Linked DNA regions of Homo sapiens: region 1 is linked to region 2. Evidence: chromatin contacts called from ENCODE Hi-C or POLR2A ChIA-PET data. All regions are on one chromosome and are shown on one strand. Each heading gives the region's core, a stretch centred on a gene start or an enhancer-like site at or near the end of the contact. The rest is flanking DNA. Distances are from core to core; before and after follow the strand shown.

What was found. Hi-C counts contacts between places; a loop is a spot of excess contacts on that map. ChIA-PET counts read pairs that join two places held with the same protein, here RNA polymerase II (POLR2A). Pooled maps may share reads with other maps.
Region 1: a map of sigmoid colon shows a loop between it and region 2 (2.1-fold over the local background). The contact joins two enhancer-like sites. A Hi-C loop is called at or near these places in 6 of 168 maps with a recorded cell type or tissue (CD8-positive, alpha-beta T cell, IMR-90, MCF 10A and 3 more), 1 of 37 single-sample maps with no recorded cell type and 9 of 50 pooled maps. POLR2A ChIA-PET finds 5 or more read pairs at or near these places in 6 of 52 experiments (CD4-positive, alpha-beta memory T cell, WTC11, activated CD4-positive, alpha-beta T cell and 2 more).

What each region holds. Positions count from the first base shown.
Region 1 is chr15:60,807,391-60,813,544 of GRCh38, reverse strand. All of the region lies in intron 1 of RORA (RAR related orphan receptor A), which reads left to right. Among named protein-coding and RNA genes, the nearest start is that of RORA-AS4, 47 kb to the right of the region's middle. Within about 2 kb of position 4,009, at least 3 of the 41 ENCODE cell types and tissues checked have a DNase peak (open chromatin) inside an H3K27ac peak, as active enhancers do; they include CD8-positive, alpha-beta T cell, where a contact is called at or near this core.
Region 2 is chr15:60,580,081-60,586,193 of GRCh38, reverse strand. All of the region lies in intron 2 of RORA (RAR related orphan receptor A), which reads left to right. The region is part of intron 3 of RORA-AS1 (RORA antisense RNA 1); the gene reads right to left. Among named protein-coding and RNA genes, the nearest start is that of RORA-AS2, 98 kb to the left of the region's middle. RefSeq lists enhancers at 1,106-1,155, 4,814-5,640. Within about 2 kb of position 2,098, at least 5 of the 41 ENCODE cell types and tissues checked have a DNase peak (open chromatin) inside an H3K27ac peak, as active enhancers do; they include CD8-positive, alpha-beta T cell, where a contact is called at or near this core.

The DNA of each region.
Region 1 (6,154 bases), core at 2,760-5,259, 230 kb before region 2:
GATTTTAGTCAACAGATTCCAGACCCCATTCAGCACTGGGGTGGAGCTCCTAACACATTACCTGCCTAGATTCTCACTATTTTGAAGCCTAAGAGAGCTAAGCACACAGATTTCAAGACTTTGCCACCCATACACTTCGTGGGACGTGAGCAAACACAGCCCGTCATGCACAACCGTGAGCACTCAATGAAGATACAGAAAGGTGTTCCCTGGAGAAAGCAGCTGGGCGTCCAGATAGAACTCCACAAAGCGAGTGGCCTGCAATGGTCTCTGCCCTCACCAACCTGTCTGCTCTTCCTGGGCAGAGAGGATATGGTATTTCCCAGTCCCCTCATTCCTGGGTTGGGGCCGTGAGGCTGAGTCCTGGCAAATGGGATGTAAATGGACAGGATACAAGTCCTAGTTCTTCTGTCTCTCTTTCTCTCCTATGGTGCCTTTGGAGGCAGGATGTTGCAGATGGCAGAGAAACAAGATAGAGAAAGACCACCGATCTGCATCAGACCTGATGGAATCAAGAAATAAAGCTTTTTCTGTAAGCTACTGAGAGGTAGAGATTTGTTATCATAGGGCACAGCCTCTTCTGACCAGCACAGTCCCGTTGCCTTGGTGGTGTCACTATAGTTCAGAAACTGGCAGTGTCCTTTTTTATTACAATGATAGGACATGCCCCTTCTGGATGATGTTCACCTATCCAATGTCCAGATTCCATCACTTACACTGCATTAGAGCTCTCTGACCTAATACCTCCTTCAACCTGACTTTCTGTATTTCTGCTCAAACCTGCTAGGTGCTGAATTTACAGTTGAACTCTCAGACGACACTGCTACTTCTCTTCTATCACAGTGGACAAGGAGGGAGTGTCTCTGGTCTCCTTAAGCCACTTAATACATATTTATTGATGTTATTCCTAAGTCCTTAAAAATATGAGATGACAACATCTACTGAGCTCTTTCTTTGTGCCAGTCACTGGGGAATTTGCTTTCTCCACATATTATTTCATTCACTCTTCTTTATTTATTGATTTATTTATTTTTAGACACAGGGCCTCAGTCTGTTGCCCAGGCTGGAGTGCAGTGGCATGATCATGGCTGACTGCAGCCTTGAACTCCTAGGCTATAGCAATTCTTCCACCTCAGCCTCCTCAGTAGCTAGGACTACAGATACACGCCACTGTGCCTGTCTAATTTTAAAAATATATATATTTGTAGAGATGGGGTCTCAGTATGTTGCTCAGGCTGGTCTCAAACTCCTGGGCTTAAGCATTCCTCCCACCTCATCCTCCCAAAGTAATGGGATTACAGGTGTGAGGCACCGCACCTTGCTTTCATTTAATTTTCACAATAAACTTACAGGTTAAGTACTATTGTTGTTTCCATTTTATAGATGGAGAAATTAAGGCACAGAGTGGTTAAGCAGATTTTCTGGGGTCAAACAAAGGGAAGCAGAGATTCAAATCTAGGTAGTGTGATCAGAGATGCCATGCTTATAAACACGTGATGCTTCCCCACAATGTGCACAGTTCTTAAAAACTAAAGAATGCTACTGCTTGATTCAACTTTGGGATTTTTAATAATTAGAAAACTTTGCCATTTCACCGTTAAAATAATGAATATGAAAATGATTCAACTTGCATAAATAACCTGAGATGGAAAGTTGTTAGCCACCCAAGAGACAGTAAATGAAATTAACACACCTTGGTCCTTGGCTGGCCTTGCACCCACATTGCTTACTGTGGATTAATGATCAAATAGGTATTTGAAAGGTACAGATTATAAATCCATTGGGCAGGACCGGTTCTGCAGAGATGGACTAGTCAGAAATGAGAATTGAGATGTGGGTAATAATAAATGCCATAAAGAAACTGTCAGTTTTCCAGTGGATTAAGATTTCTTTTCAAAGAATGTTTCTGTATTATATCATTGGTCCAAAGTATATTTGACTGTTTTACTATGTTAAACACAGAATGAAGGAGCTTAGACAGAATGGTTAGAGATAGCAGATTAAATACACATGTGTAATTCTATTCTCTCCTCAAAATCCACTAAAATGATTTGTAAAGAGTCTTTTTCAAGAATAACCCACAGACCAAAAAGAATAGTGGAGAATAGATTGGCAACAATATTTTGGGAGCTGGAAAGCAGATGGAATAGAGATAACTGACTTATCAGATACAGGAAAGCTGAATCCCAAGCCAGCAAGGGGGAAAACCCAGATTATCACAGAACCCAGTGCCATGCAGGTTTAAGAACTGATGGCACCAGGTATCTCTGAAAATGAAATCGATGGGCTAAAAATAAGTTGGATGAAAAGTCTGTTGAAATAGCAATTTTATCCTAGATTCACTCTAGGAAATGGTACCATCCCTCTCCTGAGCTAGACAATTATCCTTTGGGTAGTGTGAAACTGAGTGTCTCTGGACTCAGGACAGTGTGCAAACAGTGGGGTTAAGACATAGGTTCATGTATTTAATTGAAGACTCCCTGCTTTCTCTTTCGGACTTGTCTCCCACACAATAGCAGCCAGATGTTTATCTCTAAGCAGCAACTGGAATTTTCTCTGTGGTATCTGACTAGTCTAAGAGGAATAAAAGACCAAAGAAGCTGGCATTGTGGCTCCCCAAGGAAATGGCCTAATCCATTATTCTAACAGTGGATGAACCCCTTTCGTGTACCCAGAAATCACACTCAGCTTTTTAATGCCCCACTCTTAAATTAGAGCAGATAAACAAGAATTACCAGTCATTTAAGGAAAGCATATAATGTGAGATACAGAGAAAGCAGCAAGTTAGAGGAAACAGAAACTACGAAGGGAGGAAAAAAAAAAAACTGGAGGGAAAGGGTGGAATACCCTTGACTTTAAAAAACACAGAAAGATAAGTAGAGATATTGCATTCATGAGCAAAGAACAATGTTCTAAAAAAAGGAATACTCAAAAATAATAATGAGCTGTAATAAATTAAAAATTGAAGAGTAGAAGCAAAAAACGAGAGAAAAATAAGCAGGGGATGGGAAGGGTAAAATAATTCAAAAGGTGATTCAGGAAAATTTCCCAACACTGAAGTTTCTCCTTGAATCTCTCAAATGCCCAGTGTAAGGGGTGAGGTTAGATCTACACTAAGACAGGATCATGAGATTTCAGAACACCAAACACAAGAAGGCCCTTGGTTTCCAAAGAAAAATAGCAGCTTTTGTATAAAAGATCAAGAATTAGACCCATGTTAGATGTCTCAACAGCAACATGGAAACCAGAGGGTGATGAAGCAAGGTTTTCAAAGTCCCAAAGGAAAATTGTTTCCAGTGTAGAATTCTCTATCTAACCAAACTATTAATTAATGTGAGGTTAGAACAAAAACATTTTTAGATATGTGTGGTCTCCAAAATGTTAGCTTACACACACTCTTTCAGGAGACTACTGAAAGATGCACCATCAAACTTGAGGGCATAAACCAAGAAAGACAGGAGGCTCTAAAAAACAAGGAAGCCAACAAAATAGAGAGTGAAGAGAGTCCCCAGGATCATGAGAAAGAGAAATCACAACACAACAGCCTTACAGCAGCCCAGAAACAAAACAATCTAGACTGGAGCAGGTCAGCAGGATCCTGGGGAAATAGCTTCAAGAAGGTGAAACTGATAGAACACCTGATTTGTCTGAATGCATTGAAACTTACATTTGGAGAGTTTGGAGTTGAATAAGAAATAAGTAGAGAGAAAATTAAGCAAGCAAAAAAGTTAATTATTAATGCCAGAAAAAAAAAACATAATATTATACAGAAAAGAGAGAATATTCATTGTATATAACATGCCCCATTGGTGAATAGCATTTACATTGTCATAAAACCAGAAGCACAGAATATTGATCCAACCAAAACTGTGATAAATTGCAATTGGCAGGATGGGGAACAGGAAATGTGCATGTGTGTGGTGGGGGTGGGAGTTCTTGAAAGAAAGCAAAAACCTCATCTTCCGTCGTGGAAGGTCAGTAGATAAAGCCTAAAACAGAAACATCAAAAAGTAGTTACATAAACCTGTTATTTCGAGATATGGAGGTAAATATCAAAAGAATCAGCTAAAGAAGTTGAAAGTGGTTGCCCTTGGCGATAAGAAATATGGGCAGGGACTGTTGGTTTTTCTATAAAGCTTTGTAGAATTATTTGTCTCTTTAACGTGCAGGTACAACTTTAAATAAATGAATTTTGAAAAACACAGAATTGGGATTAACTGTGCACATTGCTGTCAATTGTTGTAGTTCAGGCCACTGGTACCACACAATTTACCAATTCAAGTTTGATATCCACCTGGCCATTTTTAGGATGTGTGGAATATTTATTTATAGAATTTAGAGCTGAAGGACTTTTTACATTTTTTAATTTATTTTTTCAATGGGTTTTGGGGGAACAAGTGGCGTTTGGTTACATGAGTAAGTTCTTTAGTGGTGATTTCTGAGATTTTGGTGCACCCATCACCCGAGCAGTGTACCCTGTACCCAGTGTGTAGTCTTTTATCCGTCGCCACCCCCCAACATTTCCTCTGAGTCTCCAAAGTCCAATGTGTCATTCTTATGCCTTTGTGTCCTCATAGCTTAGCTGCCACATATGAATGAGAACATACGATGTTTGGTTTTCCATTCCTGAGTTACTTCACTTAGAATGATAATCTCCAATTCCTTCCAGGTTGCTGCAAATACCAATTCCTTCCACGTTGCTGCAAACACCATTATTTCATTCCTTTTGTGGCTGAGTAGTATTCCATGGTGTGTGTGTGTATATATACACATAAATTTGTATATATGTTTATAATGTATGTTATAAACATATATATAAATTATGTTTTATATATTATAAACATATATATAACATATATATGTTTATATATTGATGGGCATTTGGGCTGGTTCCATATTTTTGCAATTGTAAAATGTGCCGCTATAAACGTGTGTGTGCAAGTATCTTTTTCATATAATGACTTATTTTCCTCTGCGTAGATACCTAGTGGTAGGATTGCTGGATCAAATGGTAGATCTACCTTTAGTTCTTTAAGAAAACTCCACCCAGTTTTCCATAGTGGTTGTACTAGTTTACATTCCCACCAGCACTGTAAAAGTGTTCCCTTTTCACCACATCAGCACTAACATCTATTTTTTAAATTTTTTTTATTATGTCCATTCTTGCAGGAGTGAAGTGGTATTCCACTGTGGTTTTGATTTGCATTTTCCTGATAATTAGTGATGATGAGCATTTTTCCATATGCTTGTTGGCCATTTGTGTATCTTCTTTTGAGAATTGTCTATTCATGTCCTTAGCCCACTTTTTGATGGGATTGTTTTTTTCTTGCTCATTTGTTTGAGATTCTGGATATTAGTCCTTTGTCAGAAGTATACACTGTGAAGATTTTCTCTCACTCTGTAGATTGTCTGTAAATTCTGCTGATTATTTATTTTGCTGTGCAGAAGCTTTTTAATTTTATTAAGTCCCGTCTATTTATCTTTGTTTTTGTTGCATTTGCTTTTGGGTTCTTGGTCATGAAGTCTTTGCCTAAGCCAATGTCTAGAAGGGTTTTTCTGATGTTATCTTCTAGAATCTTTAGGTTTCAGGTCTTAGATTTAAGTCTTTGATCCATCTTGAGTGGATATTTGTATAAGGTGAAAGATGAGGATCCAGTTTCATTCTCCTACATGTGGCTTGCCAATTATCCCAGCACCATTTGTTGAACAGGGTGTACTTTCTCCACTTTCTGCTTTTGTTTGCTTTGTTGAAGATCAGTTGGCTGTAAGTATTTGGCTTTATTTCTGGGTTCTCTATTCTGTTCCATTGGTCTATGTGCCTATTTTTATACCAAGATCATGCTGTTTTGGTGACTATGGCCGTATAGTATAGTTTGAAGTCAGATAATGTGATGCCTCCAGATTTGTTCTTTTTGCTTAGGCTTGCTTTGGCTATGTGGGCTCTTTTTTGGCTCCATATGAATTTTAAGATTGTTTTTTCTAGTTCTGTGAAGAATGATGGTGATATTTTGATGAGAATTGCATTGAATTTGTAGCTTGCTTTTGGCAGTATGGTCATTTTCACAATGTCGATTCTACCCATCCATGAGCATGGGATATGTTTTCATTTGTTTGTGTCATCTATGATTTCTTTCAGCAGTGTTTTGTAGTTTTC
Region 2 (6,113 bases), core at 849-3,348:
TAGCTGTATCTCTAGCACCTCTCACCACCAGTCTTTGTGATATCATTGTTTGTGAAAGTGGACTTTTGAACTGTTTAGGAATACTTTTAGTTCCATTTGAAGTTGATTATTAAGTATCCAGGAAAATCAAAGATACTACAAAAATAATTAAAGGAACATTAGAAGCATTTCAGGTATTTTTCTGCCGCATGTCAGATATGAGATAAGGCTGCCCTCTAGTGGTTACTTGCACATGGACGGCTAAACCCATAATGGTGCCAGTGAATTTCCCATCAGGCTAGTGGGAAGGTCAAAGGTTGTAGTTATTTTCTTAATTGGAATGAGACATTTCTATTCCAGATTCAAAAGTTTAACTCGTTGTTCTTCATGGTTATCAGAAATGTAACTGTGGAAGGGATACTGAATTTTAAAAGTTTGCTTGGCAGGAAGTAAAGGAAAAAAAATTTTTAACTTAAAGCTGATTTATTTGCTGTTTGGCTCAATATTAAATTTAAGTGAAATTTGGTTTGTGAGTCAACAATTGTTATGACATTTTTAGTAATCCTCGTATTTTTTTAAGTTTCAAACTCCATTCTAATTCCCAACCCTTGAATATCTTTTAAAAAGAGGTCGTCATTTGATGAGCTAAATTCAGCGTTTCCCCTTTTTAAATCTAGAGCTTTTCTTTTTCAAAAATGATAAACATTTAGTAAAAAAGTAAACTACAGTAGCTTTTGGGGGGTAATAAAACAATTTTAAACATGGATGAAAAAAACTATTAACCCCTTGGTTTCTGAAGATTTATGGTTAGATCATTTGGTTCACTTAAGTATATACAGTTTGCCTAAAAAATAAGATAGAGGATATGTCAGAAACTCTGCATGAGGTAGCGACAAGCATTCATTTGCATATTTTTTAGGATAAATAGATAATACAAGTGGATTGTGGATTTGGATTTTGGTGTTATAACAAGTGTGAAACAATGGTAAAACAATCTGATTTCTGTGTCGGAATCTGAGGAATGAATATAGATCTTCCTATTTGCTTAAATGTTATTTGTTCCTGGTGCTACACAGAGGTATAAGAATGCACGTTTATATGAATTTTGCATTGCTGAAGAAGTCAAAGCTGATCTGAGCTAGAATAACCAGGGTAATAATAATGACAAATAATCACCAGGCTTGTAAAGGATAATAGTGCTTACGTGTTCCTATTAGAAAGATGAAATTGCAGCGTTTCATGAAAAAGAAGAAAAAAAATAAAAAGCAAGGAAAAACTGCTGTTTAAACCTTTCTATCATAGAAATAAGGCAGTGGTTCAGAAGTGAAGACTTGTGGTTAAGTTTCAGATCAGTTATTGAAGCCAACCGTTTTACAAACTGCGCCACCCAGAAGTGTGATTTTTTTTCACCACATGAGAAGTATTCTCTTTTTCACAGAATGTTATTTTCATTTTTCGGTTGTTGGAAAGGTTTTTTTTCTCCTTCTTTTTATTTGTTCATCTCACTTCAAATCTTCTGTAGAACAGTGGGTGAAAATAAGTAAATAAATTTGTTTCAGCAAATACTTAAGTGCCTATTGTGTGCTAGGTAATTCAGGTACCACCTTTGTGCTTTTATAATAGGAGCTGAGACACCTTCCTCCCAATCAAGTGTCTTAAGCCATGAATCAGCATTTAAAAAATGCACTGAGAAGTTGGCAGCCACACTTAGTCAGAGAAGGCTGCTTTATGGCTGTTGGACTTACACATTTGCATTTGCTATAAGCTACATGCCATTTAAAACAAAGGAGATTTCTGTGACATGCCAAACAATGCAATGAAATGTTAATGTAACTGGATAAAGTCAAACCCTATACTTATGGATGAACATGATTTGCTTCCACATAAGCCATAAGTTAGCTCTAAAATCCTGCCTGAAACAGTGGTTCTGAAACTGTAGAGTAGAACCCATACTCCAGAGAGTCTTAAGAAGGCGGATCCCTGGGTCTCACACAGAGTTTGATTCTGTCAGTCTGGGGTGAGGCCCACGAAGGCATGTATTTACACAGCATCTCAGATGTTTCTGATGCAACTGGTCCTTAGGCCTCACTTTGTGAAGCTCTCTGTTCTAGCCTGTCAGAGCCAGGTGGACCGCAGAGTCCTCCAGTCCTCTAGTGGTTCCCAAATGTCATTGATCTTCACAGTCATCTGGGAAGCATTTAAAAAATAAATGCCTTTCTCCAGCAACACCTGCACAGATCCTGCTTCCAAAAGCCTAGGAGGGGAGGCCAAGGAATCTTCTTTTGTAAAAGATCCTCTTGTGAGGATAAGACAGGTTTGGGAACCACTGCTCGGGGCTAACCCTTTCCTCTTACTCACGAGGAAAGGGAATCTCAGAAAGGTAAATTATATTAAGGTAACCATTCACTTCTCTTTAGTTCACTCCCTTCAGCATGGAAGAGGTGCCAGATGTGAGCAATTTCTGGCATTGTTATTAACACACTTGAAATATTTTTCTGTTAACTTTGGCCTTGCTATCAACCAGCATGCAGAAGCAAGTGGGCAGACTGTTCCCTCAAATCTCTTACCCCAAGTGGCCCAAACAGGAGAGAACCCTGAGGCTGTTTTGGTGCTGGAGGCTGCTGTGAGACTTTTCAAATACTGTACTCCTTTTCGTCATAAAGCCTTGTCCAGAAGCCCCAGCCTCTGCATGTGACATAGACACAATGTATTTTAGCCTTCACTGTGTGCCTGGGCTGGGTCTTGCCAATACTGTGACCACTTAGCAGGAGCAGGCTAAGAGTCTTACTGCAGAAGTCAAGGCCAACTCAGTGGAAACAGTGATGTCTTTTCAAGGTTGCTTTATTCAGCGACAAAGTAAAGGTTTCAGTGCCCTGGAAGCTGATCAGTGCTTCCTGTTTAGCACATGGCCTTTCTCAGGCACTGAGCATCTGGTGTGTATCTGCCAGTGTCCAGGCTCTGGAGGTGACATCCAAACAGGGGAGACCAAATGCTGCCTTCGTGCAGCTTAGATTCTAGTCTGGTGGGATAGATGAAAGTAGACTTCCTCTGGCTGGTGTGGAGAAGGACTACCTGCCTGCTTCCACACTGCGACACCAGCCCCCTTTTTCTTTTGAAAATGCTGGTGTAGTATCTATCTCATTATTGTGGCAGATGTGATGCTGGCGGCCGAGGGGACAGCAGTGATCATGTCAGTCTCTGGTCTCTGTGAGTGTACATTCTGGTGGGAGAGGTAGGTAATACTTAAGTAAACATATCAATGAACTAGATAAATGCAGATAATAACAACAGCTAGGCCAATGTAAAAACAGTATAATGGTTTAGAAATGCTTATGGCCTCATGGGTCAACATCAGGGAACTGAATCAAAAAATTTTCCCAACTGATGGTGAACATTTTGCAATAGACCTCACAGGTCATCTGCTCCCAACCTGGTCTGCGTATTAATCTATCTAAAGAGTTTTTAAAAGATATATAAGCCCAGGCTGTGCTCTTACAGATTTCTGATTTTACTGGTCCCAAGGTGTAGAGCTCAAGTATTGCTACATTTTTAAAGATAACTCAGATAATTCTGGTTGAGAAACCTCTGAAGCCCAACACCCTCACTTTGTACATGAGTCACCCTGTCCGCAGTGTAGCAAAACAATGTTGAGTAGTGGAAACCCCCCTACATAGGGTGGGGGAAGATGAAGATATGGGTTATTGTCCCAGATCTGCGATGCAATAATTGTCAGGTTAAACCTCAGTTGTTCACTTTCCCTGTTTTTAAAGTTAAAGGGTTGGACTTGGTAGTCACCAAGATCTTTTCCATCTCTACCGTTCTATGAAAGTGTTTCTATTAAAACAGAAACATGCTCTAGTTTCTTGTTTGAGACTTGGGAGAGGCAAACAAATGCCTCCTACTTTCCTTATTCCCTGTCTCTACCCTTAATTGCTATAGGTCCTTCTATCAGCTAATCAGTTCCTTTTGGAAGTGAAAATTTAAGACAGAAAGAGGTAATTACTTTATGCTATTTAAATAAATTTAAGAACAAGCAAGTTTTCATTAATATTAATAATAAATATGCCCAGATTTAGTTCTAGTAAATTACAGTCATACCTTATTTATCAAATTGTAGCCTAAAGCTTTTTCCGTTTTTGATGGTTGATTTAAAACCAAGGGGCGGGGGCAGTTGTTTAAAAATGGAAACCATGGAGTAGCCTTAACCATTGCGTACCACAGTAATTTTATTCTTTACCAAATATTCCAAGCCAGGAACCCAAAGAAATTGAGTCTCTCCCAATGTATCGTCTGCAGTTTATTAGCAAGCAGAAACAATGTATCTCTTGTGATGCCATCTTATTTTATAAAAAAGAAAAACAGAACTAAGCTCCAGCATGAAAAAATATCATTTAACTTCCTAATTTGAGACCTGGCATCTTTAAAAACTTGGATTTCATTGAAACATTTATTCAAAAAGACAGCAGTTCATTATAAACCAGCATGGTGTGATGTAAGCACCTTAAGTTTATTTCCTTGTGTGGAATTTCCCAGTGGGGTTTGATAATATTCAGCAGTTTCAGAAGCGATAAAGGAGTTTGAAAAGAAAATCTGATGGGAGCTGGTAAATGAAATTAGAGCCATATCTTTTTCAACAGAGATCTTTAAAGATTTGCATACCGCCTATTTTGTATATATCTAAGAAATTGTACCTCCATTGCATTCACAGCCACGTTTGCCCTAGACACAAGATTATGAAAAATCCTCCTCCTCTTAAGTTGCATCCGTAACATCAAGCAACTTTTGAAAATGATATTGTTTAACAAAACAATTGGTTTGATAGAAATCCATTTCAAAAGCAATGTTTCTACCACAAGCAAAATCTCGTAAAACAGAAGCATTTTGTTTCCACTATTGCAGAGAAACAAAGTTGTTTAAGATGAGTTAAGATGTCTCAGGGTTTTGGCAGTCTTTCTAAGCCCCCTGCTGCTGTTACGTTCAGAATCCCTTTTGAAGTGGCCTGGAAGTTTCTATGCAATTTCAGTGGCTGCTTAGGGGAAATATTGGCTAAACTGCTCATTTCGACTGTTAAGATGGATCGAGTGTTTTCAGAATGTTTTCGTTTGCTAGAAATATGTTTTGCACTGGGGCTTCTCTTGTTGAAGAAGGTTGGTTACCAGCCATCTGAAGATGCCTCAGGGTGTTTACAGAAAATGTGGGTGCTGTAGTTATATTTGAGCACAGCCCTCCCCCAACAAAGATAGTGTGGTAATCAGCAGGAATGTGAAAACATGTATTTAAGGATTGATGCTTGTAAAAGAGGCGCTGTAAAGAAACATGGTTGTTCAGATGTAAGAAATGACTGACAGCTCTCTTTGTAGGCATGCTAGTAACAATAAAGTCTAGAAGTTCAACATCAAAGCGATCACAGCTTACTCCACCAGTGACTTGCACATCAAAGAGGGAGCACAAGACAAAGGAAGTGCACTGAGGTATGTTTCTGCCTCATAGCCAGATCCTCAGGGGGAGCTCCCAGAGCTCCTTTCATGAATGCATAGTGATTTTTGCAGATCAGCGTCTTCATTTCATAAATGACCAGGAATATAAAAGCAGGGCAAATGAACGCCATAATTGCTGGCATCACTTTAAGTTTGGTTCGGAAAGATTCATCACAGGAGCGATTGGTCTCTCTGGTTTCCTTGAGTAGTGAATTCTATACCAGTGTGGGCAACTCTAACTTCACCTAATGTAGTACAGGGAATTATTCACAAAATAAGAGAAAACAAAGTGGATACATTTCAAATTGGTGGATTGGAATTATGCTTGAGAACATAAAACTGGACCTAAGTTAGTGCAGTATGCCTCTTTTTTCTTTCCTGTTGATTGCTTAATTTTTTGAGATTAACCTTGTGGGTGGATGTCTGCTGAATCAGGTGTGCATTACTTAACAGGTGTGTGACATAATGAAATTTAGACCTGTTAAACCAGCTCTTAATTAATCACCAGATCTATGCTTCAGTTCTCTAACTCAAATCATGTGTACTCCAAAATGCCAAAAGTAGAACAGGAAGAAGAGTCTGGGTTTGACTTTCTTCCCTCTCTCTTGATATTACATTGAAAATAAAATTAACCATGCAAGTATTATGAGTGGTTTT